Regions from separate parts of the Mus musculus genome. Here all the other regions are linked to region 2. Evidence: chromatin loops called from intact Hi-C (ENCODE). Cell type or tissue: left cerebral cortex. All regions are shown on one strand. Each heading gives the region's core, and the rest is flanking DNA. Links, peaks and the distances in the headings are about the cores only.

Region 1 (4,518 bases), core at 238-4,237, 310 kb before region 2:
CACTATCCCTGACCTTGATAAAGCATGCTGTAACTAGCTTGAGCTTTTAAACTACATGTACATCATTTAGCTCTTTAATTGCTGTTCAGTGTAATTAATGCACTAAAGGCAAAAATAAAAATGGAAGCTTTATTCACCAAGTTTGATGTTGAAATCATTGCTGCATCTCATTTCTGTATAAAAGATAGAGAACTGCCATAATTTTATTGGTGGTGTGTTCTGCAGACTGATGACCCAGTAGTTTTTATTCTTTGGGGGTATACTACCCAGGGCTATTGAATTTGTTCCTTATTCTAATAGTTTTATCCTCTTTGCTTTTATTTTTTTACATTTATTTATCTGTTTGTTTAGTCCATGTATGTGTGTGGGCTCGAGTGTACATCTGGAGATCAGAGAGGAACATGTGGGAGTTGCTCCTCCTCTTCTACCATGTGGGTCTTGGAGATTGAACTCGGATTGCCAGGCTTGGAGTCAAGTGCCTTTACCTGCAAGCCATCTTGCTGATCCACTAGTTAATTCCCCACTTGAAATAAAAATTTCTTTAAAATTTTAAAAAAAGTCTTGAGGCAAGGTCTCACTGTGTAGCCCTGCTTCTCCTGGAGCTCTCTATAGAATAAGCTTGCCTTCGCCTCCGAGATCCACCTGCCTCCCACGGCCTGCTGGGTTGTGTGCAGCACCACTCTCAGCAGCAGGCAACAACTTCAGCCCTCCCTCCTGGCAGACCACAGGGTACTGTTTCTAGGACATCGGGGAGATAGTGATATTGAGTCTTGAAATTTCCCTGCTTGGGGCTGCAGAGATGGCTCAGTATCGACTGCTCTTCAGAGGCCCTGAGTTCAATTCCCAGCAACCACTTGATGACTCACAACCATCTGTAATGGGATCCACCGCCCTCTTCTGGTGTGTGTGAAGACAGCTACAGCATACTCATATACATAATGCAAATAAATCTTTTTTTTTAATTGTCTCTTCTTCCTTTGGAGTTCAATTTTACTCCCCAGCCCTCTCTTTATTTTCCCAAAGGAATTATCTCAGTTTAGATTGAGAAAGATTTTGTAGAATCTTTGATTCAAGATTGCAAACTGGTGGCTCATAGGCTACATGTGGCTAACAATTGAATTCGGAACTTAGCTAATGTTAAATATTTTTTATTTGTATCTAGTACTTAAAAAGCCAGAGCGGGCTGGTGAGATGGCTCAGCGGTTAAGAGCACTGACTGCTCCTCTAAAGGTCCTGAGTTCAAATCCCAGCAACCACATGGTGGCTCATCCATAATTGACAGCTACAATGTACTTACATATAATAAATAAATAAATCTTTAAAAAAAAAAAGCCAGAGCACTTTACATTAAAAACAAAACAAAACAAAACAAAACAACAACCCATATTTCATTTCCCAGCTTGGTTCTACATAGAACATTTGTTGGGACTAGAGAGTAACAGTCAGAGGTTCCTGTTGTCACCACCAACCTACTTTATGCCTGTCCTCTGTAGATACCCTAATCTTCAGCTCCAGATTCAGAACTGAACTCCAATTTCAAGTCAGTAAAGTATTGGAAGAGCCGCCTTAGTGATAAATACCTTAACCTTAGCTGTCAGAGGCCTGCTTTCCTACATAGGTAGAAAAACAGTTCATAAGTACGATCAGGAATTTCTCTAAAGTTGTTGTTACTCTATCTCTGTCAGAATTTAATTTCAGTTATTACGGAGCCAGGAGTGGCTTCTCATCCTATAGAGAGGAAGAGACATCACCCTCTGTAAACCTGCTCAGTTCAGATTCACGGCTTCCATGTCTGCACAAGGGTGCCACTGCCAGCAGAGGGTGCTGTCCACTCACTGAGTCTTGTGTTATCCTGGCTCAGCTGGAAGGCAGCTGTTGGGCATGTGCCCTGGGTCTGTGTGAGAGTTTGGGCATGTCCATTTGGTTCCCATCCCCAGTGCCCACCCCTTTAGACCCTGGCCAGGTTATTGTGTCACTGGGGACTGTATTCAGTAACAGGAAACTGGGGAAAGTTAATTGTTTTCTCCTCTCCCTTTTTCCCATGCAGCTGAACAAAAGGTTCATCCTCAGTTTTCTCCATGCCCATGGGAAGCTGTTTACCCGGATTGGGTAAGTGTGCAGGATGTTTATTTTATTTCCCTACATTACAAGTCATTTTGGAATTTAATATTGTTAGCAACTAGCCTGTGTTTGTAACTGAGGGCACAGGGTGTGAATTCTTAGAGGCCTCCACCTTCTCTTCATTCTCTTTCCTACTGTGTTCATAAAATTTGAGATATATCACTATCTTTGTCTTTCCTTTTTTTCCCTTTCTTTTCTAAAGCCATTCTTTTAGGACAGTCTTTCCCAGTCCCCTCTTCTTGTCCTCCTGGGTTCTGTTGACTCTGTCTTCCTGCTTAACTCCCAGGAAGTCTGAGATAGTCGTGCTACATCCTTGGGTGCAGCTTCCAGGGGTCCTCCTTGGGGAAAAATTATCTCCTAATCTTTCCTCAATAACAGAGTAACATTTTCCTTCCTCTGTGTTCTTCTGACCCATCCAACTTCCTATGCACTCAGTCCCTTGTGCCACATTGCTGATCTCAGTAAATCTCTGTAAGCCCCAGGGAAGGCAGTGTGTGCAAAGCCTTAGGGCTTTCTCCCTTGAGTTCCTGGGAAGAGTTTGAATGTTCCTCTTGGGCATCAGAAGAGTTTTCCTGGCAATATAAAAGCTGCACAGTGCCTTCAGTGTCAGAGGAGATGTGTGCTGAGTGTCTCTGTGCAGGGCCTCCTTGGGTAAGGGACATCAATGTGAAGAAGCAGCATCCCTTCTATAAAGGTGCACTGCTCAATTGGCTTTGGGTTTTTGAGACAAGGTCTCTTCTGTGTAGCCCAGGCTGGGTTAGAACTTGGCAACTTTCCTGCCTCAGCTTTCCAAGTGCTGGAATTCCCAAGAGTACCACTGTGCTTGGGTTCCTGTTGGCTTTCAATCTTTTTTGAATATTGGTTTTATTGTGAGCTGCCCTTAGAGGTGATTGGCTTCACATTGCAAATCTCCTGTTATGGCATTTTCCTTTTTCTTCAATGCCATGAACTTGTAAGGTTCCCTGTAATTATATAGGTTTTCTGCAGGGAGACAGGAGTCAGGTCGGCTTCCATATACTTTGTGTTTACTTTTTTAAGATGATGGAAGACTTTGTGTCCTGCTTGAAAAGCCATTGCCCTGTTGATTGTGAGTGAAAGTGTGCTTCACATTATATTCCTCTGGCATCATTTTGGGCAAGAGTGATACTCAGGGCCATTTTAAGGATATTTTAGATTCTGAAGTGACTTGGGATCATCGGAGAAGTGCCAAAAGATAAAAATCTCTACCATCTGAAATAAGTGTGGAGTAATTTATTTGGGAAAAATAAACTGTGTATGTTAGTTGCTTCTAAGTTCTCCCTAGCACCATCAGCATATGCTCCAGTGGAAGAAGCTTTGTCTAACTCAGCTGCATCCTGAGTGCTCATTTAACAGTTGTGTGGATGAAAAAATAAACATTCTAAGAAAAAGACAGATTGGAAATGGCCAGAGAAAAGTAACTGGTATTCCAAAAGGTTCCAGTAGACTTCAGCTGGTCATCAGTGAGTGCAGAGCTGCAGTAATGGTGGTAGCCGACATGTTCAGTATAGACTGGTGAGAGAACAGGAAGTACTAAATGCACAATTAAAATAAGCTGGTGCCTCCCTGTTAGCTAGCTTCTATGGTTGCCAGTTTTCACCTTTCTCTTCCTACCTTGCACTCAACTCTGAAACTCCTGTTTCCTTCTTTGTTCCTCCTTTCCTTTCCCCTGCCCCACCCCTGTCCCCATCATGTAGCTCAGGCTATGTGTGAAGTTCTGATCCTTCTTGTGGCCACCTCCTAAATGCCAGGCTTATACTCACACTCACATACCCATACCTGCTTTCCCCTTTCCTCTTGTGCTTGCTTGTCATTTAGACTTCCCTAGATCTTTTTTTTTTTTTTTTTTTTTTTTTTTTGGGTTTTCGAGACAGGGTTTCTCTGTGTAGCTCTGGCTGTCCTGGAACTCACTCTATAGACCAGGCTGGCCTCGAGCTCAGAAATCCGCCTGCCTCTGCCTCCCGAGTGCTGGGATTAAAGGCTTGCGCCACCACTGCCCGGCGTTCCCTAGACCATTTTGTCAGTGTCCAAGTTCACCAACTTCCAAACTATTGACATTTTGAGCTTTTGAGAGCCTGTATGTTTGTAGCACATTTCTATACATGACAGTCACATACTCTACTCCCAAGTTGTGATTAGAACTGTCTCCAGGCAAATGTTCCTTGGGGGGCAGAGTGCCCCTTGTGGATACCTATGGTTTTAAATGTGTCGTCTTCATCAGAAACATGGAAGTGAAAAGCTGTTATAAGTCTTACTTCAGAATGTATGATAAAAATATACATCATATATATATTCTTTAATATATATATTTTTAAAATCATTAATGTTAATTATATTTTATTTCTCTTTTAAAATTCTCATATTTAAGCACAGATACTT
Region 2 (4,518 bases), core at 283-4,282:
TCTGGATTTGATCTTCAGCACGGGCATAAGCCCAGTATGGTAGTATCTGTTTAGCATGGTGTGGAGGTATACCTATCTCTGCACAGGGAGACCAGAAGTTCAGAGTTATCCTTGCACTTACAGTAAGTTCAAAGCTAGCTTGGGCAACATGAAGTTTTGTCTTAACAAAACGAAACAAGAGGGGCCGGGGAGATGCTTCGCTGTGCTGAGTCATTTGCTGCCAAGTTTGATGACCTGAGTTTGGTCCCTTGAGCTTATGGTGGAAGGAGAGAAATGACGCTTGAACTCCACGCACATGCCACAGCCCACGCATGAATGTGTATACACACACACACTAAGTGGATAAATGTTAAAAATAAATAAATCAAAGGAATGGCCACTCAAAATCTACCATCGTTGGGAAGGGAGGGGAAAAGGCAGGCGAGGGAGATAGATAACCCTGATATGAACACGGAAAGAGCCAGTGTGCCACCAAAGCTGCCCAGTGTGCCACCAAAGCTGCCCAGTGTGCCACCAAAGCTGCCCAGTGTGCCACCAAAGCTGCCCAGACTTGATTACAGATTTGGCCAGGGACACAGGAGGCCAGCAGGAGCAGCCAGGTTCCACCTCAGAGGTGGAGCCACAAACCTGGAAATGAAACGTCTTTCCCTTTCTTCAGACCACAGCAGTGACAGCTGTCCTGCAGAGTCTGGAGGGCTGGCAGGGCTCATCCACTCTAGTGTGCCTGTGGCCAGAACAGGCCTCAGTCACAGGTGCTTTTCCAAGGTCTTAGTGTCTAATTAAGGTTAGCAGCCAAATTGGAGAGAGAAGGGTGCTGGACTTTACTCTGCTGTAAGGACTTTGGGCATTGTTCCATTCCGTGATCAAATACCACTGGCTCTGCCAACCACCATGTCAGTGGGTCTTCAGAGGTAGAAGAACTCATCCTTTTTTGAGAGGTTTGGTCTGGTCCTTGTCTAATGCAAAATGCCTGGGGCACCAGGTTAATGTCAACTCAAAGGCAAGTGCTGGTCCAGCATGTGTGGAATCCTAAGTTCAATACCCATCAGAGCCCCAAGCCCTAGAGGACAGACATGCTTTAAAAAAAAGTCATGCTTTAAAAAAATTCTGTTGAGGGGGCTGGAGAAATAGCTCAGCAGTTAAGAGCACTAGCTGCTCTTTCAGAGGACCCAGATTCCGTTCCTAACATTTTCATGGTGGCTCAAAGCTGTCTATAATTCAAGTCCTAGAGGGGAATCTGTTGCCCTCTCTGGTTTTCTCAGGCACCAAGAACACATGTGGTGCAAACATACACGCAGGCAAAACACTCATACATATGAAACATTTTTTATAAACCTGCTCGGATGTGGTGGCTCATGCCAGCGATGCTCTCAGCACTCAGATGGCAGAGGCAGGGGGATTTTGTGTTGAGCCCAGCCTGAGCTATAGAATGAGATGCTGTCTCAAAAAGAAAAAAAAAACAAAAAAAAACAAAAAACAAAAACAAATCTGTGGGCTTAATCATTCCTAGCCAGAAGGAGCTGGCTCCAGCAACAATGGATCCCTAGAGCTCTGCTTTGCCCCCTGGTCTGGAGAGCTTGCTCTAGAAAGGAATTCTCCATAGACCACATTTCTATTTTGGGGACCACTCTGGGCCTGCACATGGAAAAATGGAGAGTTGAGGTTTACATGGTCATTTTTTTTGTTGTTACAGTAATGAGAGCTTTGAAATGATCACAAAAGGAAAATAGGAAAATATGCCTCCTAAAAAGAGCCGAGGCAAATTATTATAGCAACCGAATCCTAAAAGGAATGTTCAAGTAAAAAAAAAAAAATATGGCTCATGCGAAGTTGTTATGGCAACTGACATTTAAAAGTAACAGGATTTGGGCAAGTTTCTTTCTCCACCCTCTCTGCAAAGTCTTGCAGGAACTTCATGCTAAAATTATGCTTTAATTTTAATTAGCCAAATAGGTCATAAATATAGCTTATTCCCAAATCCTTAGAATTTCTACCCTGCAAGGAGCTGAACTACTAATGAGGAAATATTTCCACAAAAACCCACTTACCATTAAGAACCCCCATCCGATATTTTTCTAATATAATTTATCAATTTAAACACATTGCATAATGTGCCACTCTGTAGCATTCCATTAAAATGATAAATAGCAATAGTGGTGAGGGGTGGGGGGCAAAAACCAGGAGATTAAACATATCCAAAGCAGTGTAGCTATATTTAAATACCTCAATCCATTGTAGAGGAAAACACACTGTTCTCATCCGCAGATACAGTCTAGACTCAGAGCAGCATATCCTTGACTGTAAGGGTATTAATAGGACAGACGAAGGGGGGCAATAAGAAATGACAGGAAACTTCAGAAGAAATAAAATTTCTATTAGGCTTTGTTATAAGATTACATCAAAGCAGTTCATATGTTTTAATCTGGGGAGGAAAAAAAGCAACTACTTGGGGTTTGCGCCTGGGGGCTGCCTCTGTGTACTGAACCAGACAGTTTGCATAATGAACAATTTTCATTCAATCAGGATCTCAGCAGAGATAGCTCCTACTCAAAGGAACCCGGCACAGGCTCATAGTTTTTATCTCCCAGCTCCACCTGCTGGAGAAACCTTGTATTGCAGGGAGAGAAAGCAGTCGGGAGGCATTGTCCTAGTGGCTGTGTACCTAAAGTTACAGACCTGACTTTAAACAGTTTCTCTCTGGAGGTTGAAAGGGGCTCTGTAAGATACCAGAGTGGATTGCTCTCAAAGACTCTCGGACTCCTGTTACAGGCAAGTAAGGTCCTAGCAGATGGTAGCATGGATCTCCGGCCCTTCTCACTGCTTTCTTGAATCAGGGATTTAGAAATTGCTATTTGCATACCAGGAGGACTGAAGTTTGGCTCCCGGTGACCAGAGGACAAGGTCATTGTTTAAAACCACCCAAACTCATTTCCGACTTGGTTGGTCAAATTTTCAAGTTTCCCAGCAGTCTAAGGATTCATAAAATAAGGCAGAGGCAGAGAAACGGAGGGTGTGTGTGTGTGTGTGTGTGTGTACCCAAAATGGAACTGCATTTTCATGCACAATAGAAAACTTAAAGACTGAACCAATCATTTTGGAAAACTGGCACAGCTGACATTGGCTAGAGGAAGGAACGGCCAGGGCGAGCCAGCTGCACCAAGACCCAGGGCTGAGGCCTAATCCGCCTTTATCCGAGGGTTTAGTGAGGCTCCCGCCGCTCACCAATCCCGGCTGGAGCCGCAGAAGAGCTCTCTTCACTTGGCTCAGTCCCAGCACAGTCGCACTATGCTCTCCCGTGGGGAGGCCGCTCCGGGAGGGGGAGCGACATCAAGCTTTGTGAAACTGTTTTCGAAAACCTGGGATGATCATTTAAATGTTTAAAATATGCACATGGTAATTCAAAACTAATTACCCTGAGCACATTTGAAACATTTATGCCATCATCTTGGATCCTGCCTACTGATTGTGCGCTGCAGCTCACTCTGGTGTTTCTATAAACTGCTTCAGCGATTTTAACTTCCAGGCTAAATCAGGCAGCCACAGGCGCTGCCTCCAGCCCTGGGTTGGTGGAGAGACCCCCATCCCTGACTTCCAGGCGAGGAGGCGGCCCGTTTCTCCAGAGAGCCGTTTGTCAGGGTCTTGTAGTTCTGGCTGCCGAATTATTGCTCTTATCCGTGTTCATAATTCTCATCTGCATTATTTAATTTAGGCTAGAATGACCTCTTTCCCTCCCGAGTCTTCCTCCCTCATTCCCATTTCCTCTTCTTCAATTCGTGGCCCCCATTTTCTGATTGGTCCAAATATATAGACAAATATCCTTGATCGTCCCACCCCACTTGGCTACATCTTCATCTGGGAGCCAATGTGGTGAGTTTTCTGGGTTTGCAAGGTGGTCAGGTCCACCAGTCATCCTAAGGTGTGTGAGAGAGGTAGACCAACATGAGCGGCGCACAGCCGCCATCACTGAGAGAGCACGTGCCCTGCAGCTCAGGCACAGGCATGCACACACCGGCAGACATGTGCACATGCGCTTTCCCCAGCAAACCCTGCTTGCAGAGTAATTAGGCCTAGGCAGTTCCTGAAGCAAATTCATTTCCCCCTTTTCCAGAATAAAATGAGTTCTCTTCCTTTGGGGGTGCTAAACCAGCATGCCAGTGGCTAGAAGCCTGAGATGGGTGATGTGGCTGAAACCATTTCTGCAGCCAAGCCTGTGGGCAGAAGCTAACCTTGGGCTGGGGAGCTGCAGTCGGAAGAGGCACAATTCTGGGATCAAGAAATGAGCACTGGTTTATAGGTACACTCCCAGAAATAGACAGATGAGGGCTGCCTCCTTATTAGCGCTTTGAAGATGCCCATGGCGGGTTTTTAGACATTTAGGAATATAAAAGTAGGTTGGATTCCCACAGTCAGCTGAAGTTTGACAGAGTGATATTACCGGGTTTAACTAGAGCCATTAAGAGACTCTTCATTATCCCACACCACCGCCACCCAAGTTATCACATGAGCCATAATGCAAGA
Region 3 (4,000 bases), core at 1-4,000, 59 kb before region 2:
GTGGCTTCTGGCCAACAGGTACAAAGGTGGTGGCAGAGACCCATGTCATTTTTTAAGACCGAGTTGACAGTGGGTGTGAGAAGGAGGGGCCGTGACTGTGGAGTAGACATACAGGTGAATGAGTGTCTGATGGTAAAAAAGTCTTACTTGCTTAGTCCAACAGACTCAGGTTCAAAGCCAGGTCCCACCACTTACCCTGAACCTTCGCCAAAGGAGAAAGGGTCTGGAACTGTAAAAGAGAAAAGAGTAACTTGGCCCAGCGGCCTCTGGGAGAGTTGAGAAGCAAGTCTGACAGACTGACACACACACTGCCCTCAGGTCCATGGGCCTGAGGGAGACTTCGGACCATAGAAGATGAAGGCCACGGGAATTATCAGGACTCCTGAGTTGGGAGGAACTCAGAAGACTCCTAATGAAAAAACCCAGTACAGGTTTAGAAAAGTGAACGGACTTAGAAGCTGGGAAAGTCCCTCTCTTGACTGTCAATGGTGCCACCGAAACCAGGCCTTGACCTTGGTCTTGATTCTGTGACGCCCACAAGCCCAGATGATCTATCTCAGGAGTCCATAGTTCCCTAGAACCAACTGAGGTGGTGCACACAGTAGGCAGACACTGAGAAACAGGAATCAGGGACCAGCCTGGGATACACCATTACTGGGTGTGGCGGCACATGCTTAACCATCAGTACTTTGGAAGTAAAGGCACAAGGCCCAGGGGTTTAAGGTCACCCTTGGCTACATGTCAAGTTTATAGCCAGCCCAAGCTATAAGAGACCTTGTCAAAACCAACCAACCAACAAACAAACAAACAAAAAACCCAAAAAACAACTAAAATAAACCAAATATGATGGCTTTAGTCCCAGAAGTTGGGAGACGGAGGCAGGCAGATTTTTGTGAGTTTAAGAACAGCCTCGTCAAGCCGGGCATGGTGGCGCACGCCTTTAATCCCAGCACTCGGGAGGCAGAGGCAGGCAGATTTCTGAGTTCGAGGCCAATCCTGGTCTACAAAGTGAGTTCCAGGACAGCCAGGGCTACACAGAGAAACCCTGTCTCAAGAAACAAACAAACAAACAAAGAACAGCCTTGTCTACACAGCAAGTTCCACGTTAGCCAGGGTTATACAGTGAGACTCAAATTCAAGTCAATCAAAGAAGTATAGAGCCCTAGAACTCTGTTCTGAGTGCAGGTATACTGTAGAAACCACAGCCTTCAGGCTCTCAAAGGGTCCACTGTCAGGGGTGGGGAGCCGCCTCCCATGCCCTCTTACCTCCTGGCTGAAACACATGATCTGGATTTCCTTGGTTTTAGGGTCTCCTGACAACCCTTATTCTAACCCAATTCTTGCTGCTCTGTCCAGAGAACAGAGCTCACAACCACCATCCAGGGAATGGGAGGGTGTGGGCCTCTATTTGGAAAAGGAATTTCCAGATCTGGGCATTTTGGCCAGATCCAGATTTCATGAAGTCTAAAAATGGTGCGCGTGTGGGGTGGTGGTGGTGGTGGTGAATATGTGTGTGTGTGTGTGTGTGTGTATGTGTGTGTGTGTGTGTGTGTGTGTGTGTGTGTGTGTTGCTTTTATGAAAGAGCCTAGTAAACCATGAGTCCTGAGTTAGGTAAAAGGCCTTGGGAAGAACAATGTAATCGTTTTATAACGTGACATTACTGAACAAAGACTCTATGGGTACATGGGGTCTCAGTATAGCTCTCACCAAATGGCCTCACGGGGCTTACTGTGTCATCCCCATTAGATGTTTGCCCAGTTTTCTGGTTGCAGGCTGTTTGGAGATTGAGACAGAACTGTGGAAAATCCCCACCCCCACCCTCCGCCTCTCCCCCAAGGAGCTCACAAAGGGGACCTGGTGCTGACCTCTCCCTGAGGTTTGTCTCTGATTCCTGTTAATATACCCTCTTTCCCGTTCCTCCCGCTCAACTATTGGCTATACTCATCTACTTTCAGGGCTGCCCCGGGAGCTGTATCCACCTCTGTGCAAGAGGAGGTGAGCGCCCCCTACAGGGCATCCAAAGTAGGGCCATGTATTTGAGACAACTGCTGTCCCAAAACTCCCCCGCCAGGCTTTGGACAAATTCCCTGGGAGATGGAGGCTAGAGGGCGTGGAGGCTGTGGACTGCCCATCTACCTGCCTTCCTCCTCCTCTTCCTCCTCCTGGTATTTGTTGGGTTGCAGCTATGTGCCAGGCGAGAAAAACACTATTGGGAGCAAGAAGCTGAGACAAAGGATTTGATCTAGCTCTGTGGGGTTGCCACTTCCTGATTGCAGGCACCTGTGGCTTCGAGTTTGCTGGCTAGAAAATGGTGGTGACAAGCACTTGCTGGGCTCTTGAGTTTGGGGTCCTACAGGCGTGGTGCAGGGCACAAAGCTGGCCCTGGGGTCGGCACTGCAAAGCTTTACTCTTATTATCTTGAAAGGTTTCTCCAGCCTCTTTTCTGGCATCTTGAGTCTCCTTTCTGGAAGCATGGTCAGGATAAGACGTAATAGAGTTTTCAGGATGGGCTCTGGTTAGTCACCATGCAGGTGAGACAGCAGGAGATGACCCGGGACCATCCTATCTGCTAACAAAGAGAAATCACCAAAACAGAATCTGATTCATCACTCGCCCTTGTAAGTTCTGGTCTGTGCCCTGGATGGAAGATTCCCAGGGAGCTGGAGTGGCTCCAGAAAGCAGCTAGGGAAGGAGGAGCCATCCACCCCACCCCTCACCAGGGAACCTATGTAATTAGCTAACCCACTAATTAATCTTTTGTTTATATTTATTTTCACTTTGCTGTTTGAGACACGCTCATGCATTCCAGGCTGGCCTCAAACTTGTGTAGCTGCTGAGAATAATCCAGAACTTCTTTTATTAATTTTTGTTTTATGTGCATGGGTAGTGTTTTGTCTGCATGTATGTCTGTGCACCATATGTGTGCCTGGGGCCTGCAGAGGCCAGAAAGGGGCACTGGATTCTCCTGGAACAGAAGTCACTTATGAGCCACAAGCCACATATGTGTGCTAGAAACGGAACTTGGGTCCTCTGGAAGAGCAGTCAGTACTTTTAACTTCTGAGCCATCTCTCCAGCCCCTAATCTAGAACTTCCAATCCTCCTGCCTCCACCTCCTAAATGCTTATAAGTATGTGCTGCCACGTCTGCTTTATGCTAGAGATTGAAACCTGGGCTTTGTGTGTGCTTGATAAGCCCCCCACCAGCCAAGCTACATACACAGCCTGGTGTGGATTTTTGTTTTGTTTTTGACACCCTGTCTCTCTCTATAGTCCAGGCTTTCCTGGAACTCACCGCAATTCTTCTGTCTCAGTCTTCTAAATTCTGAAGTTATAGTTGTAAACCATCATGTCTGGCTTTTTACTTTGTGCGTGTGTCTGTGTGTCTGTGTGTGTATTTGTGACGTGTGTACATGTGTCTGGAGGTAGAGTCTAAGGAGGGAACTCAGGTCATCAAGTGTGGTGGCAAGCCCCTTTGCCCACTGAGCCATCTCATCCCTTCCCCCTCCCTTTTTTGGAAACAGGGCCTCAGGAAGCTTAGATGTCCTCACTGCTATGTAGCTGAGGACGGTCTGATCCCCCTGCCTCCACTTAGGAGTGCTAGGAATTTTTTTTCACTTATTTATTCATGTATTACTTGTTTATTATTAGATTTATTTTATTTTCTGTGAATGAGTACCTTGCCTGAATTGTATGCCTATGGACCATACATGACTGGTGCCTGGTGGAAATGTTGAGCCTCCATGTGGGTCCTGGGACTCAAACCCAGATCCTTTGCAAGAATGACAAGTGTTCTTAACCACTGAGCCGACCCTCCAGCCCCTGAGTGCTAGATTTACAGGGGCATGCTACTATGCCCACTTTTATGCTGAAGATACAACCCAGGGCTTCCTGCATACCAGACAATCATTCTACTGACTGAACTACATCCTCAGCCATGTTTGAGATGTGTCTTGCTCCATAGCCCAGGATGGCCTGAAATTCTAATTCTCCTCCTCTCAA
Region 4 (4,475 bases), core at 476-4,475, 98 kb before region 2:
CCGCCGAGCCGAGGGCGGAGATTCTAGCAGGGCGGTGACTAAAAGGAGAAGAGGGCGGTGCTGCAATGGGCACCGGTTGGTACAAAAGGTCTGGACTCTCAAGCCTCTCAGCGTCTCCTAGTGGTCCCCCTTGCTCTCACGCTCTTCTCTAACCTAGTTCAAAGCTGTTACTCCCGGATGAGTGTGCCTAAAGGTGTTCTGCGACCTACCAGGCCTTCCTGTTGCACCCCGTTTCTTTCCTTGTAAAGTGTAGTCTGTCAGCTCACATGGGCACATTCTCTACCTCAGAGACCTCTGCTGTCCCAGCAAGATGGGGCCTTAACGCCTACCAGCCCAGCTACCAAGCTGAGAGCTTAGTGTGAATTTCTATGTACCCAGAGTGTAAAGGGTCGACATGGAGGATGCCGGTACTCAAGGGAAAAGCTGGAAACTGAAAAGGCTTTCTTGGAAGGATAGGGCAGCCTAAGGCCTCAATTCCCTAAACCTCCTGGGTCTTGCCCTCTCTAGTCTGTCCTTCAGGCTATAGCCTTTTTCCTGATCAGTGGACAGCACTCCTGGGACCCCCAAAGAGAAGGCAGAGCAGTCAACAAGACAGCCTTGACCTTTGGCAGAACAAAGCACCTGCGGGCTTACCCTCAGCCTTCTGCAGCATGGTCACCAGCACTCTGAACCCCCACTCCCATCCTCCTCTTTCTGCAGTGGTGAGCACAGCTGTCCCTTTAAGACAGCTCTGTGGCCTCAGGCTCCCCTGGAGGCCCTCCCTGCTTGGAAACCCCTAATTAAGGTGCTGAGAGATGTAAAAACAAGCAGCCAGGTACCTGCCTTGCCTGGGAGGCTGCTCAGAGGAGAGAGGAAGGCAGACTGGGAGTGAGCAGCCAAGGGAAGCGATGGAAAGGGTCGATGCCCCTTCAGTCTCTGCAACTCTTAAGACAGATATAGCTTGACCCAGAGTGTGCTCATCAAGGAACAATGGTTCACCTTAATAAGAGTCCAGCCTGGGCTTCCTGTGTCTCCCAGCCTCTCTAGACATCCCTACCCCTCAGTGCATTCTGGAGCCCACTCTGCCACCTCAGCATACCAAAGCCTAGTCTGTCCGTGGGCACCTTCTGTTCTAGCTTTCACTTCAAGTTCTATAGTGGAAAGATTGGTGCCAATGGCCCAATGGCTTCTCCCCAGCAGCCCTCTCATCTCCTGGGGCCTTTACCTGATCAGAGGTATGCACCACCGTCTCCCAACATTGCTGTATAGCTTCTGTCACATGTGAGCAGCCCTGCCCCCACTTAGGAAACCAGATGATACAGGATAAAGGCTGCAGTGCAAAACCATCGTGACTGTGTCCCTAAGACCTTGCCGAGCAGGACAGTGGTAACTGTCAATCAGCTTGGGCTGAGGACACTTCCATCTGTCCAGTGAGGGTCCCCCTTCCTGAGTTACTCAGCAGTCTGAGTAATTACTGCCTGATGAGAAGGCAGGCTCAATGCAACCCCCTCCCCCATTACACCACAACACCCACCAACAGCCACCCCCATTCCCTGGCTGGACTCCAAGTCAACATCCAGCCCTCCTAAATCCCAAAATAACTGCTTCTCACACTCACACCGCCCAAGTCTGCCCAATACATTGGAGTCGATGGGGCAAGGGGTTCATGGGGAGGCGGCACGGGAAGGTGGGAAAGTGAATAGCAAAGCCCTCATCCTGGCCCACAGTTTAGTACTGATTACTGGATGCTGCTGAGCAAGTCAGCTAGCCTCTCTGGGCCTTAGTTTTGTGTCTCCACAGCTCTGTTCTAAGAGTTTAGTTTGCCAGGGCTCAGGTGGTGCAGGTTCCTGCAGCTGGCAGGAACTAAGGAATACCTCACTTTGTGTTCCCAACCCTAGAAGGACCAAGCTGAAGAATGTTCTAAACAAGGTTACTTCAAACATTTGTGCAGTCTTTCCTTTCCAGGTGTCCTCTCTGCTCCACCTGTTGAACCCAGACTTTCTGAGGGAGAATCAGGTCTGATTCTCCCTCACACTCAGCTCAAACCAGGGGCCGGGACCTTAGGGTTCTGAGTATCTGTATTCGTGCCAGTGATAATGGCCTTGCTTCTGACTTCTGATCACCCCTCCAAGTTTACTCCACAGAGAACTTAGATCTCTGGTTAGATGGCAGCTGTCACATTAGCTCCACTTCCACCCCATCCCCCACTCGCATCCCGGATCAGCTCCAGAGCAACACCCTCTTTGTCTTTCTTCCAGACACTTCCATCATCTGAACTTTTCTCTTTTTGTCCTATTAGAGTATAAACTCAAGGAGGACAGGGACCTTCTCTTTTTCACTGGCTGAATTTCCACATAGTGTAATACATAAAACTCTAATATGTTCAACGAGTGACCTGGCCCAGTCTTTTTCCTCTTAGGGAGTCCTTCTTATCCCGGGCCAGTAGGGGGTGCCGGCCTCCACCTAGGATCTCTGCTGGCTTGAACCTTCTCCACACTTGGCCCAAAGGGCCCTTGCAGGACCGACCGGCTTTTCAGGCGGTACCTCCTCCCTGTTTGGAGAATCCTCTCATGGGTGGGGTCTGTGTAGGACTAAAGGGGACCGGGGAGGCCTTCCAGCCAGAGATAGCCCACCTGAACTCCCATAGTTCTTTATACGATTTTCAACTGGACATCCCCAAATGCTAGCTGTCCCGCACATCTCCCCCCAAAGAACAGTGTCTTGGAACTCTGGATGGGCGGGCGGGGTGGGGGGAAGGCTATGTCGCCGGAGCAGTTCTGGGCAGGGAAGAGCCGTCGAGCCTCACAGGAAGGAAGGGACGCGGGTCAGAGAGGAGACGGGGCAAGGGTGTTGGACTTGTCATCGGGGCTCAGGGCCGGTACACTGTTCCAGCCGCTTCTCTTGATGACCTCCAGCAGCGAAGGGCAAACAGGCGGGGGCTGGGCTGCGGGTGCGTGCTCGGAGAAGCCTGCGGGGCCGGGGAGGGCGATTACAGTGGCCGGACGACCCGCGGATGACTGGGGCAGGTACTTGGACGGACGCGGGCCGAGGATCATCCCCGGGGGCAGGTGCAGCGAAAACACCTTGGAAGGCGGCGCCGCACGGCTGAGCGCCGCTGCCCTGGGAATAGGACGGCGCTCCGCACCGCGAGCTGAGAGCACTTTCATAAATTTTGTATGGGAGGCGCTCCGTGAGCGGGGGCGGGGAACGGAGCGGGAGGGAGGGAGCTGAAGAGCGAGGGAGGGAGGGAGGAGGAAGAGAGGTGGGGGAAGCCGGGGGGAGGAAGGGAGGCGCCCCGCTCGGCGGATCGCTCGGTCCTGCAAACGCGCGCCGGGCGCTTTCCCGGAGCTAGGCTGTGCGTACGAGCGCCCTTTTGCAGCAGCCGCTGCCCGAGGGGGCGGGGAAGAGGGGACATCGGCTGGCCGGCTAGGGGGCGGCGTCCCCCCTCAAAACCGCCTGCAAAGTGTTTGGGGCGGCAGAATCAGGCCGCCGGCTCGGCGGAGCAAGCCACTCGCCCGGGGCTGAGCGAGCGCACCGCGTTGGTTGGCAGCGCCGCGGTTGCTAGCAGGCGCCGGTGCCCTGAGCACCGGGTTTGGGCTCACCATGCCCCTGCGGGACCGGGCCGCCGGGCACAAGCGGATTCCCGGCTTGCCCCCGCCTCGACGCGCTCGGATTAGCTGCAGCTGGCGCCCAGGGATTTGAATCTGGACCCCAGGAGGGAGCGCGCCTAGGCCGACCTCGGAGCGGCGGCCCCGCGGCCAACATGCTTCGCAAAGGTGAGTTGGAACCTCAGGGGCAAGTTGGAGTTGCATGGAACCGGGCCGAGCAACAAGCCCCGGGAGCCGTCGAACGCCAGGGAAATGGGTCCCGGAAGCAGCCCCCTGCTAGATGGCTGGCTTTTGTCACAGGCACCCGCCGTGCGCCTGCTGCTGGAGCTGAGCTCCCGTTGGTGGCCTGTTGAGAGACATGGGGTTTGTTCATGGGGTTTGTTCATGGATCGAGTGGCCAGGCCTCAGGGATCTGTCTTGAGGGTTCAGAGACCAGAGTGAGAAACCTTTGATAAAAAGGGAGCTGTCCTCCTGGGACCTTTGCCTCTCCATTATAAAGTTTTGCACTTGCAGGCTCCATCCCCTGCGCAGGCACCCGCCCCTGCTTCTGCTGCTTCAGCACTGAGTACAACCCGCGCTTGGGTGCAGGCAGCGGTCAGTCACCGCGCGGCCCCGGCGTTCACCACCGTTCCTAACTCCGGAGGCGCGCCGGAACGCAGGCATCTTCCCAGCATCCTACCCTTATCCCCGGGGACCAGCCCTGAGCATTTAGCGACCGAGGGTGGGGAGTGTCAAGTGCCAGAAGTCCGGTTCCTTAAACTTTCCTAATGCCTGGATCAGAGGGACGCAACCGCCAAGGCCATGTTGGCAGTGTGCGCGGCCAGAGCCAGGTTCAACTTAACGGGCGCTGGCTCGGTGACCACCTCGCCAGACTCCCCGGCAGCAGGA
Region 5 (4,518 bases), core at 195-4,194, 340 kb before region 2:
TGGACATTCTCTAAAAAACAAAACATAATTGCGTTTATATTTTAAGGGATTTCTTTGTTCTCTTTTCTTCCATATGAATATTTGATTCTTAGAGTACCTCTGCATATAAGATGAAGAACCATACTGGCCGTGGAAACCTCCCTGGTGTGATTACCTTAGCTTTTTGAGTGGATTGCTTTCTGCTTCTTGCTGGAGTCCTTTACAGTTGGAGGGACAGGGCAGGAGAGATAAAGTGTTTCTTGTATCAGCTGGGTATTCTGGTGTCAGAAAGAAAGCTGAGCTTGGCCAGGTGGTACAAGTGGATATCCAGCTACTGGGTCACAAGTTCAAGGCCTGCTTGGATTACAGAAGTTCCTGGCTACCAGATTGATAGTTTAGTGAGACCCTGCCTCAAAGTAAACTTTTTAAAAAGACTAGGACTATAGTTCATGGTAGGGCATATGCATCGTATGTACATTGTATGTACACATTCCTAAGTTCAATCACCAGTACTTTTTTTATAAAAGGGAGAAAAATGGGCTGGAGAGATGGCTCAGTGGTTAAGAGCACCGACTGCTCTTCCAGAGGTCCTGAGTTCAAATCCCAGCAACCACTTGGTGGCTCATAACCATCTCTAATGAACTCTTAACTCCCTCTTCTGGAGTGTCTGAAGATAGCTACAGTGTACTTACATATAGTAAATAAATAAATCTAAAAAAAAAATTTTTTTAAAGGGAGAAAAAAAACCTAACCAACCAACCAACCAACCAACCAAAACAAAACAGTTGACCAAGTATCTCTTCTTTCTACAGAGGAGGAAGCTTGATGCTGTATATTACTATATGCGCAGTTTAGCAGCCAGCAACCCTATCCTGACTGCCAAGGAGAGTCTCATGAGTTTATTTGAAGAGACTAAACGAAAGGTAAGTAAGAGTGCACGTGGGCTTATCCTTCCTAGGAGAATGCATGTCCTCTGGGCTGAAGTGTGAGGAGATGATGAAACACATCTTCACATAGACCCTCTGGGCTTCACTGACGGGTTATCAGTTGGCCCCTGCAAAGAACGGATATTGAAATCAATCTTCAGGAGGGCTTGCAGGGCCTTTAGAGCGTACCTGTTCCACAGCACCTAGTTCACAGAATTAATGATCTATATGGCAGCAGAGGTGGTCTCTGCTACTTTGGTACTGTAGCAGAATCCTTAGATTTTTATAGTCTTTAGCCTGCAGACACAGATGATAGAGGAATTTTTCATTGGCTGACTGGGAGAGTCTGAGCTTGTGTGTCTGTTGTATAGGCTGAACAGATGGAAAAGAAGCAGCATGAGGAATTTGATATGAGCCCTGATAAGTGGCGAAAAGGAAAGAAGTCTACTTTCCGGCATGTTGGGGATGACACTACTCGCCTGGAGATTTGGATTCATCCATCACATTCTCGGTCTGCCCAGGGCACTGAGTCTGGGAAGGATTCTGAGCAGGAGAATGGTCTGGGCAGCCTGAGTCCCAGTGATGTAAGTTCCTGAGAATGATGCAGTGAGCCAGACTAGAGTCTGGCTGCCTCAGGTCGTGCAAGCTGGGGCTGAGGCATAGACAGGTCCCAGCTTTAAGACATTTATCGATTTATTTAAAGAAAAAGGATCTTGTTCTCTATACCGGGTAAGCCTGGAACTTACGGTGTAGCCCAGACTGGCCTCTAACTTGTGACAATCCTCTTATCTGACTTGCTCATATAGGGGTGAGCCACCATGCCTAGCACCCCCACTTACTCTGGAGAGTACGACCCACTAACTTTAGGTTCCCTTATGCCTCCTTGGTTCTCACAGATCCCTTTATCTTTGGCATGTGCTTCCCTTATTTACCACTATGTGGCACTGTAGAATTTAGTAAATGTAGAGTTAGAAATTGTTTTACTGTTTTGAGTTGGGCATCACCAATTTGTATGAGAATTTGCTGAGATTTTGTACTTTGCTGAGATAATGTATTTAATCTTGAATAGCTTTCTATTTGGAGTATGAACTAAAGCAACATGGGTAGGATGATTAATCTGTTTTGTGATTTATTATTTATTTATTTAGATTTGTTTATTTTTTATGCATGAATGTTTTGCTTGCATTATGTATATGCACTACATAAGAGTCTATGGAGGGGGTCAGATGGGGTCAGATCCCTTGTTATCTGGAGTTAAAGAGGTTTTTGAGCCAATGTATAGGTGCTGGGAATTGCAAGAATAGCCATTGCTCTTACCCTCTGAGCCATCTCACCATCTCCAAGCCTTTTATGAGGTAACCTCTTATGACTTAGAGTGTGCCAGGCTAATGATTCAGAAAATAGCATCTTCCCTTGTTTTCAAGGTAGCATTTTAATAGAGTGAGCAGGTAGTTAGGCTTAAGTGTGCTGGACTTTGTTTAGGGGTATGTACCTGATTTTCTGCGATCACAGTAGTCATTTGTCAGTTTAAGTGTGAAGAATGAATGGAAGTTTAGCTAGAGAGGAAGGAAGTAGAATGGACTAGCCATCTCAGATTCCGGAGCTTAGGGAGAAAGAACATGGGAAAAAAGGTTCAGTGACAGGAATTCAAATTAGTTATAGAAGGATTTGAATCAATAAGTGGTTTCAGAGATGGAAAGATATGTGTCCAAAGAGCTTGGTTAGATGGGGGGAGCTCAGAGAGAAGAGAGTCAAGAGTAGCACCTAGGTTTCTGGTTTAGAAATTGAAGGGGTGGCGCTAGAGAGATGACTCAGAGGTTAAGGGCACTGACTGCTCTTCTGAAGGTCCTTAGTTCAAATCCCAGTAACCACATGGTGGCTCACAACCATCCATAATGAGATCTGACTCCCTCTTCTGGTGCATCTGAAGACAGCTAGAGTGTACTTACATATAATAAATAAATCTTAAAAAAAAAAAAAAAAAGAAAGAAAGAAAGAAATTGAAGGGGTATTGCCAAGTGACCATACCTGTAAGCCTTGTCCTTGGGCAGCTGTGCAGGGGGATTAAGCACAAATATAAGGCTATACTGTTACCTAGTAAGTTCTAGGCTATTATGAGCTATTGTATGAGATCCTCTCAAACAACATTAACAACAAAACCCTACAGGACTGTTCCCCTAAGCAAAACAAAACCAAGTAGTTAGTGGTCAGTTTCATAAGGTGGACTATAATGGTAGACCAAGTTTTAGGGCAATGATAATGAGTTTAATTTTAGAGCTGTTGCATTTGTCATTGTGTAGGACATTGAAGTAATGATACTCAGATGATAACAGGTGACTGAAATTGAGGAGAGTGGTTTGGATCAAGGAATATTTCTTGTTTGGGGGCTGGAGATGGAATCCAAGGGTATGTGCTTGGTAGGCAAATACTATCTATTATTAAACTGCATTCCTAGTCCTGAAAGGGACTAATTTTGAAAGCATCTTGCTAGATAATAATGATACCATGAGAGTTGAATCATTTCTTCCAAGTTAAGAACAGATAGTTGGCATGATGGCTCAGTGGGTAAAGGTGCCTAGAGCCCAATCTTGTAATTTGAGTTTGATTCCTGGGACCCACATAGTGGAAGGAGAGAACTGACCCTCATTAGTTGTCTTCAGACGTCCACACATGTATCATGGTGTACATTCATTCATTCATTTTCTTTTTTTTATTGTTTTTGAGACAGCATCTCATACTGTAGCCCCCTGGCCTTTAATTCATGACAACCCTTCTGCCTCTGACTTCTGGGTACCAAATTACAGGTATGAGTTATTATGTCTAATTCTTTTGGGTTTAATTTAAAATTTCCATTTGTCTTCCTATTTCCTTCCTATTCTGTAACTGTCTTTGTGGATGACTTGGGAAGTAATAATTGATAATGAAACCTCCCACTTCTGGTGTGTGCCTTAGTGTACATGGGGGCCCCGTGTGTTAATGTGTGTTCTAGCAATTTGTTTTGATTCCTGCAGTTAGTATCCCTCACTGTTGCTTTGGCTGCTTTGGATATTACAGTCTAAACTGAAAGCCTGTTTAACTAACAAACATGTTGTCTTTCTGGGTAGGACTATATTGTTTAATTTTTTTCACTTTATTTATTATTGTGTCTATATGTATCCATACAAGATATCTGTGGGCCCACATACCATGGCCTTCAAATGGCAGTCAGGGCAAATTGTGGACTCAGTTCTCTCTTCCCACCCACCCTTAGGTGGGTTCCAGGAATTAAAACCAGCTTGCACAGCAAGGCCCTTTACTCACTGAGCCATCCCACCAGCTCTCAAGTATTTTTAAAATGAAAGCAAAAGACAGTTTGAAAAAAGATTTTGTGGCTTTCTTTGATTTTTGGCCTCATAATTGGGGGACATATCTTATACAGATATAACTAATCTTTTGTAGAAATGTCTTTTGTTTGGTAGAACACTTACCTACATACATAGTCACTTACTTGAAACTCAGTTCTGCCACTGAAAATGAGGAGTAGTAGTTATGCAACTCTGGTTTTATAATGTACGTCTCAGTGAATAAATCTTCAGCAAGTAAGCTGTCACGGATTCTATTGCTTTATTAGTCT
Region 6 (4,518 bases), core at 300-4,299, 110 kb after region 2:
TCAAACACATTATCATGACAAAAATGATAGTCTATATCCTCTCTCTAAAAGTTAAATAAAGATATATATATTTGTCTATGAGATTGGCAGTATCATTTTGTTGATATCATGATTAGTTTTTGTTAACCTGTTACAAACCTAGGCATGTCTTGGAAAAAGGAATCTTAAATTAGAAGATGCCTTCATAAGATTGGCATGTAGGTATGTCTCACTAATGATTGATGTGGAAAGTCACCGAGGATGGTGTCACCCTGGGCAGATGGCCTGGGGTATATAAAAACACAGGCTGAACAAACCACAAAGCAGTAGTCCTCAATGGCTTCTGCTTTAGTTTCTGTCTCAGGTTCCTACCTTGACTTCCCTCAGTGAAGGCATGTCACATGAGAGTTGTAAGAGGAAATAAACCCTTTCCTCCCCACATAGTTTTTGGTTATGATGTTATATGTCAACAACAGAAACTATAACTAATATAGTTGGTTTTCTTTTTTTGTTTGTTTTGTTTTGTTTTGAGACAGGGTTTCTCTGTATGGCCCTGGCTGTCCTGGAACTCACTTTGTAGACCAGGCTGGCCTCGAACTCAGAAATCCACCTGCCTCTGCCTCTGCCTCCCAAGTGGTGGGATTAAAGGCATGCGCCACCATTGCCTGGCTGGTTTTCTTTTTTTTTTAATACATTTATAATGCATTTTAGATTTAAAAAAAAAAATGGCCATGGCATATAATATAAAAAGAAGTGCTTACAAATCACCATGTGCCCTTGCCATAAATTATGTAAAAATTTCCATATGGACATCAGTCTCAAGCTTACAATCTCAGCACTCATGAGCCTGAGGCAGAGGCAGGAGGATGGTGAGCTCAAGGCCAGCTTAGTCTACATAACAAGATCCTGTCCAAATAATAACAACAGTAATAATTTCATACATAGAACTAGAAGGGGCCACTGCAAAGACAGTATGACAAAACCACTGGCCCTGCCTAATTGTATTTTAAATAACTGTCCTCCTCTCTGTAATTTTCAGTTTCTAATTTTTACATAACTACCATGTATTCTTTTTGTAATTTTAATTAGTTTTTTAATAATAGAAACAAGCTAAGTGCTAAGAATATTTTCATATGAACATTTTCAAGGCACTTGATACATACCTCAGATTTGCCCTCCAGGTGAGCAGTACCAATTACGTGCCACCAGCAATGTTAGCTTCCTTTTTTCCCTACCATCTGATTCTGTTTCAGTCTATTCGTAGTTCTGATCTTGTTATATCCCTTTTTATTGTTTCCCTGGGTTCCAACACCTCCCAGTTGAGTGTTCTCATTGAATTTCATTAGCAGCTGTTTCATTAATGGCACAGAAGAAGGATTACAGTGTTAACTAGGATAGACTTTGACAAAGAACTATGAGAACATATCTTATTATCTTTGCATAAATTCTTTTTAATCAAAGTTCCTCAAAAGCCTCTCTCTGTTCCCATCTCAGGGAGTAGGTCTGGCCACTGATGAGTGTCCAGGCCACAGTACAGGTGTGCGTGGTTCTGTCCCTGTGGGAAGGGCACATCTGTGTTGTAACAGGATTCCTGTCTTAACAAGCCTTGCTCAGGCTCTAAGTGGTCCTGAGCTAGCTAACTGCCCTTGGCTTTCCCTTGATTACCAGATAACTATTCACTCTTCTCATTTTGCAGAGCACTTACCAGGTAGCTATGTCCTGGAAGTACGAATGAGTCCTTCTATTGTTTTTCTTTTACTTAAATCCCATTTGAAATGCGCCAGGGACACTTCAATCCAAGGTACACTTTTGCTAAAGAATCACTCATTTTTATATGCAAAATGTCACCTATTAACTGCAGCTGATATGGTACATACATATTCTCTCTTCCTATTATCCACTAATAGGTGACTAATGCGAAATATTGAGTAATTTTTAAAAATCAATACTCAATTTTTTAGAAATAATTAGAGAGACATTCAACTCTGACACCAGCACCCTACTCAGTTCCTGAGCCTTCCTCTGCCGGAGGAGAATCTATAAATAACTCACGAAGCTGACATTACTCACTGTGTTGCAGTCATTTTTTTCTGAGAAAATTTTAGCAACTGTTCTAATAGAGCCTGCCAGTTATCAGTAGTTGAGAATGCAAGTCAACTTTTAATTATGCAGACGCTGATTATTCAGACGACAAATTGTTGGTGCCTGCACGGCTCCTTCCTGCTGCCTACCTTTAACCGTTCTCAGTGCTCATTAGCACATGTTCCAGAAGGTAGGCTTTGGAGGGGCGGACAGGCACTCAAACCAGCTAAGCACTTAGAGAAGCTCTGATGAAAGATGTTAATGCAGTTTGTAGAATTATTGACTAAAATTGAGTCATTTGGATTCCCTGTGAATTGTATTTACATGCCCTGTCCCTGTCCCCCATAGCAACAGATAATAGGATTGTCTGCAGAGAGACAACATAGTTCTTATATTTAATTTTTTCCTTTGTCGAACATTTTCACATGATGGTTCGTGGTGTTTCCTTTGTTCATTACATTTGTATCCAGACTAGTTACTTCTGATAAGCGGTTAGTTAGGATTCCTGGCACGCGGACAGTGACACCACAGTTGTCTGATCGTTTCCCACTTTTTTACAAAACCGTTTGCCTTTAAGAGTCAGTGTTTTGCACATTTCACCCAGATTATTGGAAATATTATTTCCCTCCTGCTTAAACCGAAGCTGTGATCATAATTTAAGCCTTTCTAGGTAGCCGATCTTACATGTATCATACCTATTTCTGGCATATGTTTGTCTATTACAAAGACCTCGTAGGTATGCAGTTAGAAGCCTCTAGTTAAATGAAATGTTGCGTGTGTGATGAACCTGGAGTGGGGATGGCCTTTTGTGTGCCCCAAGGCTGTTGTGTTTCACACAGTTGTTTTCTGCCTCCTCTGGTCTATCACTATCCTGCCACTGCCAGAAAACCCTGCTGTGTGTTCCCCGCGTGGAGGATCTCTGCTTCTGAACTTCTTTGGCCTGAGAAACTCCATAACCAAATCAGTTAGCATTTTGTTTAAAGAGCAGGTAGGCTGTTAGAGCTTGGGTCTTACATGTCTCCCAGGTCCACTTGCCAGCGCCTTGACCACTGTTAACTTTTGTTAACCAACTCATCTTTTGCTGCCTGTTTTTTGGGGGGTTTTTTTGGTTTTGTTTAAGCCAAGATCAGTTATATGGCCCAGGCTGAGCCTCTCTTCCCAGCCTCTCAAATGTTAGAATTACAAGCATGCATCCCTCAGCATACCTTTCCTTTGCTTTTTTTAAAATAGAGTTTTGCCATAGCAACAGAAATCTAACCTAACTAAGCATAGCCGTGCACATGGTATGAGGAACTCACATATGTGTGAATGGAAGTTCATAGAGACCGGCATCACTGCCTAGAGGCCCCTTTCTTCCTTCCTTGCAGTTGTCGTGCTAGCTGACTGTACTACAAAAGAGGTTGTCTGAGGCATAAGACTACCTTCAATAAAACATGCACAGACAGTTTGCTTCTCTGAGATTTCAGAGCAGTGACTACCTTCAATAAAACATGGACAGACGGTTTGCTTACCTGAGACTGCAGAGCAGTTTCCAAAAATTTTAGACAAAGGGTAGGATGAAGAAGGCTGCGGGGTTTTGCACACACTTAAGGTGCGTAAGTAAATAAACTGAGCTACACTGACAGGATGCTCGTTCTAGTAGCCAACCAAAGAGCAGTTGAACCAAAGCACCTAGACTTCAAACATCGTGGGGAGATAATCTTAGGAGTGCTATGCTTCTGCGTCCTACAAGTATTATGAAACTGTCTAGAAAGCACCCCACTGGTAATCCCTTTTTGATTATTTTTTTTATAAATTCTAGTCTTGGGGTTTTGAGTGGCACACAGACATAATGGTTAGGCTTCGGTGTGTGCTCATTCACTTTGCTTCCTGGGGACCAGAGTTTGCGATGAGTCATGTTCCATCTGATTTCTGTCGGATCCGGCTGCAGAGCCATGACTCAGATGGGCTTCAGGCCCAGCTGCTCAGTTCATCTTCTGGGGAATAGATGACAAGGACGGGACAAATGTCCTGACGCACATTTCCTTCTGTTCTTGCACTTCCAGGGTCTAACGAGAGCATCATTACCAACAGCAGGCAGATACGCCTTGCCACAGGCATCTTCCCTGTTGTCAGCCTCCTGAACCACTCCTGCAGGCCCAACACCAGTGTGTCCTTCACTGGCACTGTCGCCACCGTCCGGGCAGCACAGAGGATCGCAAAAGGACAGGAGATTCTGCACTGCTATGGTGAGCCAGCCTTTCTTTCCACTACCCTGCTGTGCCTCACACCTCACATGAAAAGGATAAGGGGACAGGAATCAGCAGATATGGGCCCAGTGCCTCTACTCATCCTCTGAGTCTTTCCTGGAAAGGGCAATGCATCCTTGGGCCAATAAAAAAGGTCTTCTGGCTGTAATAAAAAAGCCCGTTGAGGGCAGTGAGCCATATCCCTCCATGCCTTGTAGACAGCCTATCC
Region 7 (4,518 bases), core at 298-4,297, 300 kb before region 2:
CCAGGGCGGAAAGGTGGGAGTTGGTGGGTGGGTAGGGGAGCACCCTTATAGAGGCAGGGGGGAGAGAGAATGGGATAGGAGATTTCTAGGGGGCAGGGGGAGACCTAGGAAGGGGGTAAAATTTGAAATATAAATAAAGAAAATATCCAATAAAAGAAAAAAAGAAAGAAAATATGGGTGAAAGGAAGATAAAGGATAGAGGACTCTTGCGTATTTGAGGCCAAGATACTTTTGTAGCACTTTTCTGTAGTTGGTCATGAGGTGGATCCTCTAGTCAGGAATGACAAGTAAAGGCCTATAGCCCCACTCCCTGTACTGCCCTTGCCCTGGCTCTCACCTCCATGAGGCAAGAGGAGCCTGAGCTGAGGTGGTCACAGGCTCCAAGGGTGGTTCAGGGAAAAACAACCCAGGCCACAGGATATAACACTCAACTGGGACACAGAGCTCTGCGGACGTGCTGCCAAGTACCCGGTGTGCAGCTGAGGCGGCCATCCAGACCCCACTGTGTGGGCTGCCATTGGGATAGGGGTGAACAGAGCACTCAGCAGGGCTGGTTGGTGGGAAGATGCACTTTTCCATTTCCCAGCACATGAGTCATCTTCTCTGGGCCCCTGTGCTGTGCTTGCACGGACAGTGGCAAGAAGGGGGTGTTGTGGCTGAGTAGCAGCATCTGTGCCGGGGGTGGAGAGAGAAGAGGGCTGGGGAGAGGGTAACGATTTAAGTCCTTCACTAATCAGCAGCACTTTGAATCACATTTTTATGAGTAAGGAAGTGATAAATCAAGCTCTGTGTGTTCAGCCCCCAAGTTCTGTCAGCTGGTGCCCTTCTAACGGGTTCTCTCCCATCTAGTCTGCAGGCTGTCACAGTCACCACCTAGCCACAGGACCCTGGCTGTCTGAAACCAGGAAGTAAGGCCTGACACAGCCTGGCCTCCCAGGTGCTTTGGGTCCACGGTGATTTGGCAGTCATTGCAAGTTACAGAACATCTGGACCATCATTTTTCTTTCCATTCCCTCTTGGATATGTCCTTCTGGGTGGGTGTTTACATATGTCAGTTCCTGGATTCTCTGGAGAAGAGCATTCCAGCCTGAAGCAGAGGTGATCTTGTAGCCCAGAAAGATGTTAGATCCTTTGTCCTTGTCAGAGCCATTTCCATAGATGTGGGGTCAGAATTATGATTTGGAGAGCAACAGAGCTTCCTTAAAAAGTGTGTTCTTTGCTGATGGCCCCCAGTCCTGCAGTACTATCATAGGTCATTCTTGTGTTTTGTGTTCCCTTTTCAAGAACTACCTTCTACTACAGTAGGCCAGGGTATACATAATGTGCTTGCTAACATTTTATGGTATTTACTTTTTAAATAAGCTTTTATTGTAGACTTGAAATATTTACAAGCTTTGGATATGGTAGGAGACAAAGTAGGGGGGCAAAACTGTGGTAGAGAGAATGGTGTCCTCCCCTGCATTAGGTTTTGGAGATACTAACTTCCTTGATCATGAGCCCTATGCAAGATCCTACCCCTGTGGTATTAGAGTCAGCTTGGAATCCTAGCACTCTCTACGAGATGATTGGAGACAGCTACATTTGAGGTCAGGATGGGATATTTGGGGGTCCTTAGGCTGGTATTCATTAGACACAGGTATTTATTGAATGCATGTATGTTGAATGCAAGAAGTTGAAGGCCATGGCTCTAGGAAAGCTGTGTGCCTTGCTTGGCTAATCTTCAAAGTTGGTAGCTAAATGGCTGGTTCCTCGAGTGATGTCACAATGTCTGTAGCATTCAGAGCCTAAAAGGAGAAAAGGCCTTCTTCCTGTATCTCAGTATTTAATACTTCAGTAGCCATTTGGGTAGCTGGTAAGAAGCTAAAAGGTAAATTGTTGAATTTAACCACAAGTACTTCAAGAACTTTAATTTAAAAAAAAAATGTAACTTAAGGAAATAAAACTAGTTTCTCGAGGACAAGTAACTGAAGCAACATTTGTGGTAGGGCATCATGGAAACCTCTTTGCATCCCCCATCTGTGCCCAATTTATTCCAATCTGGACTTCCACTCGGTGCCCCCACTCTTTTTAAAAATATGATTTATAATTTTTGAAATCAAAACCATCTCAGGCACACTGTTTTATTTTACTATATTATTGGATTATATTTCCTATAAATCACTGGATATTACTCATTGGCCACCATTGGAATAACTTCCCTTTTCTGTGCCCTGGCCTTTTCTTTTCCCTTCTCTATTTGTTCATAGAGTATGACTCCATTTCAGTCCTGCGGAAGAGCCCTAGTAGCAGCAAGAGGGCACCCAAGAGACACTTTGTGAGTGTGTGTGTGTTCATGTTGCTTGCTCTAAGGGAACATCTAGGAGTTAGAATTGGGCAGAGTCAGACTGGCTTTCATTTCATGATCCTTCATGTTTGCTTTTGGTTTGGTTTGGTTTCTGTTTTTTGAGACTGCATCTCATTCTGTAGCCCAGGCTTGTTTCAAGAAATACTCCTACACCACCTCCTGAGTACTAGGATGACAGGTATGGACCACTATACCTAGCATATACATACTTTATGTTATTAATATTCCCGAATTGCAGGAAATAGAGGAAGTGACACCTAGGTGTCTTGGGGGAATTGAGAACTACAGCTGTCTACCTGGCACTAACAGTTTAACCTATAGGCATGAGCTTCTTCATGCCATTAATAATATATGGGAGGTGACTATGGTTGAGAAGTTCTAAGACTTTTGGGAAGAACAATTTGTTCTCTCGTCCAAGTTACTTTTAAGTCTTTTACTCAAGCAGAATGTATGACGTGGCAGACCCTCTGCTTGACAGAACAGTTGTACAAAGGAAATCCACCTTTCATAAGGGCTAGACTTGGGGAGGCAGGCTGTTTAGCCAGACTCCTTTCCCTTGGCAACCTGAATATGGCTGTTGCTGAAGTTTCTGGAAAAGAAGAGTGACAGAAGTAGAGGGGTCAGGGACTCACCTTTTTTTCCAGTTCTGAGTTCCAGTGTCTCTCTTGTTTTCAGAATGAATCTACTGCTTTAGGCTGAGGAAAGAGAAACTGTAGTGAAAAGTTAAATGAGGAAGTTCAGTCATGCCAATAAAATTAAGCTTACTCTTAGCATCTCTATTAAGGAGATGCTCTTTGTTTACCTGAAGATAACAGTGTGTCTTAGTGCCCATAGCTGGTTGGTATCATGAAGAGTGCAATATCCCATTGGCAGACAAGATTATGCTAAGTCTGCATTTAGTTTAAGTTGCCATTTAATTCTCAATTTGGCATCTTTTTCTCTGCCAAAGACTTACACTAAAGGAGAAATACTGTTTAGGGAAATTTTGGAAGCAAGGTTTGCAGCCACCTTTTCCATTGTTTTTCCTCAATTTATTTACTTAACTTGTTCTTCAGTGTTGGCACTCAATTCAGGTCCTAGCACATCTAGGTAAACTCTTTATCATTGAGCCAAATTCCTAGCCCCAAATATATATTTAAAGCTTGGTTTGTTAGACTTTTTAATGGGGCTTTTTTGTTTGTTAAAAGTATATGGGGCTGGAGAAATGGCTCAGAGATTAAGAGCACTGGGTGCTCTTCTAGAGGACTTAGGTTCAATTCCTAGCACCACATGGCAGCTCACAATTATATATAACTCGAATTCCAGGGGACCCATGGCACCAGGGATATATATGGTGCACATATGTATGCATGAAGGCAAAATACCTATACATATAAAATAAAAATAATTACATCTTTTAAAAAAGAAATAAAGGCCTATTTCAAGAGGAAAAAATTATTTACAAAGTTTAAATTTATATAAGAACTATATATCAAATACTATATTTTGTATATTTCATATACTATATTTTGATCATATTTACCCCCACTCTTCCTGTTTCTATTCTCTACCTTCGTATTCCCCCAACTTTGTATCTTTTGTTGTTGTTTGCAATTTGAGACAGTGTTTCTTTGTGTATCCTTTGCTGTCCTGGAACTAGCTCTTGCTAGCTTTGAATTTACAGAAATCAGACTCCTAAATCCTAGGAGTGCTGTACCATTGAGTCTGGTTCACCTACCAAACACCACACCTTTAAAGAAAATTGAGTCTTTATCCCACAGAAGCTGTCAGTAGTCCATGGCTCCTTGATAATTAGGGGTTGGTTTGTAAACCCCTTTTCTCTTTATGTTAGACTGTCGACTGCCTTGATTGTTTATAAATCTTGTGCAGTTACACACAGCTGTTGTGAGTTCATGAGTGCAGTAGTTCTGTAATGTCCAGAAGATGCTGTTTTGCTGTTGTCCTCTCTGACAGCTTATTTAAATCTTGCCCCTTGTATCTTGACAGAGGGTGTAATATAGATGTCTTATTTGTGACGGAACACTCCACTCACATATATTCTCTCCACTTTGACCCCATGTAAGTTTCTTTGTAACCCTCCAGTGCACAAAGAAACTTCTCTAATGAGGTATGAGATGTACACTAATCTATGTCTGTGGGTATAGACATAAGAATTTAGAGAGCAGTTTAATACT

What was found. Peaks named below come from ENCODE experiments on the same cell type or tissue, not always from the same donor. Only the 100,000 strongest peaks of a DNase experiment are listed, where the experiment ranks them.
Region 1: a loop joins it to region 2, with 2.6 times the contacts of the local background. A loop is called at or near these places in 12 of 42 quality-filtered maps.
Region 3: a loop joins it to region 2, with 2.1 times the contacts of the local background. A loop is called at or near these places in 7 of 42 quality-filtered maps.
Region 4: a loop joins it to region 2, with 6 times the contacts of the local background. A loop is called at or near these places in 41 of 42 quality-filtered maps.
Region 5: it touches region 2 in a loop (2.9-fold over the local background); 10 of 42 quality-filtered maps call a loop at or near these places.
Region 6: a loop joins it to region 2, with 5 times the contacts of the local background. A loop is called at or near these places in 3 of 42 quality-filtered maps.
Region 7: it touches region 2 in a loop (3-fold over the local background); 10 of 42 quality-filtered maps call a loop at or near these places.

The regions. Positions count from the first base shown.
Region 1 is chr11:74,979,805-74,984,322 of GRCm38, forward strand. It overlaps Smg6 (Smg-6 homolog, nonsense mediated mRNA decay factor (C. elegans)), which reads left to right. Exons shown (of 19, transcript NM_001002764.2): 9 at 2,048-2,109. Among named protein-coding and RNA genes, the nearest start is that of Srr, 56 kb to the left of the region's middle. In left cerebral cortex, for the core only: CTCF peaks have their summits at 886 (motif pointing left) and 1,814 (motif pointing right); a DNase peak (open chromatin) is centred at 1,816.
Region 2 is chr11:75,288,492-75,293,009 of GRCm38, forward strand. It overlaps a transcript of Gm35117 not described here. Among named protein-coding and RNA genes, the nearest start is that of Gm35117, 17 kb to the left of the region's middle. In left cerebral cortex, for the core only: CTCF peaks have their summits at 2,615 (motif pointing left) and 4,097; DNase peaks (open chromatin) are centred at 1,174, 1,786, 2,599, 3,372 and 1 more place; H3K27ac peaks cover 3,078 bases.
Region 3 is chr11:75,229,970-75,233,969 of GRCm38, forward strand. All of the region lies in intron 1 of Rtn4rl1 (reticulon 4 receptor-like 1), which reads left to right. Among named protein-coding and RNA genes, the nearest start is that of Gm35169, 14 kb to the right of the region's middle. In left cerebral cortex, for the core only: a CTCF peak has its summit at 2,009 (motif pointing left); DNase peaks (open chromatin) are centred at 1,479 and 2,017.
Region 4 is chr11:75,190,540-75,195,014 of GRCm38, forward strand. It overlaps Rtn4rl1 (reticulon 4 receptor-like 1), which reads left to right and starts at 3,454. Exons shown (of 2, transcript NM_177708.5): 1 at 3,454-3,755. The coding sequence starts at 3,743. In left cerebral cortex, for the core only: a CTCF peak has its summit at 2,413 (motif pointing right); DNase peaks (open chromatin) are centred at 1,514, 2,436, 3,269, 3,939 and 1 more place; H3K4me3 peaks cover 1,992 bases; H3K27ac peaks cover 1,981 bases.
Region 5 is chr11:74,944,731-74,949,248 of GRCm38, forward strand. Smg6 (Smg-6 homolog, nonsense mediated mRNA decay factor (C. elegans)) reads left to right here. Exons shown (of 19, transcript NM_001002764.2): 7 at 792-902; 8 at 1,277-1,489. Among named protein-coding and RNA genes, the nearest start is that of Srr, 21 kb to the left of the region's middle. In left cerebral cortex, for the core only: a CTCF peak has its summit at 1,838; a DNase peak (open chromatin) is centred at 1,829.
Region 6 is chr11:75,395,495-75,400,012 of GRCm38, forward strand. Smyd4 (SET and MYND domain containing 4) reads left to right here. Exons shown (of 11, transcript NM_001102611.1): 6 at 4,107-4,289. Among named protein-coding and RNA genes, the nearest start is that of Serpinf1, 25 kb to the right of the region's middle. In left cerebral cortex, for the core only: no CTCF peak of the experiment used is centred there; DNase peaks (open chromatin) are centred at 2,225 and 4,012; H3K27ac peaks cover 1,346 bases.
Region 7 is chr11:74,992,035-74,996,552 of GRCm38, forward strand. The region is part of intron 10 of Smg6 (Smg-6 homolog, nonsense mediated mRNA decay factor (C. elegans)); the gene reads left to right. Among named protein-coding and RNA genes, the nearest start is that of Srr, 68 kb to the left of the region's middle. In left cerebral cortex, for the core only: a CTCF peak has its summit at 2,291; a DNase peak (open chromatin) is centred at 670; H3K27ac peaks cover 1,455 bases.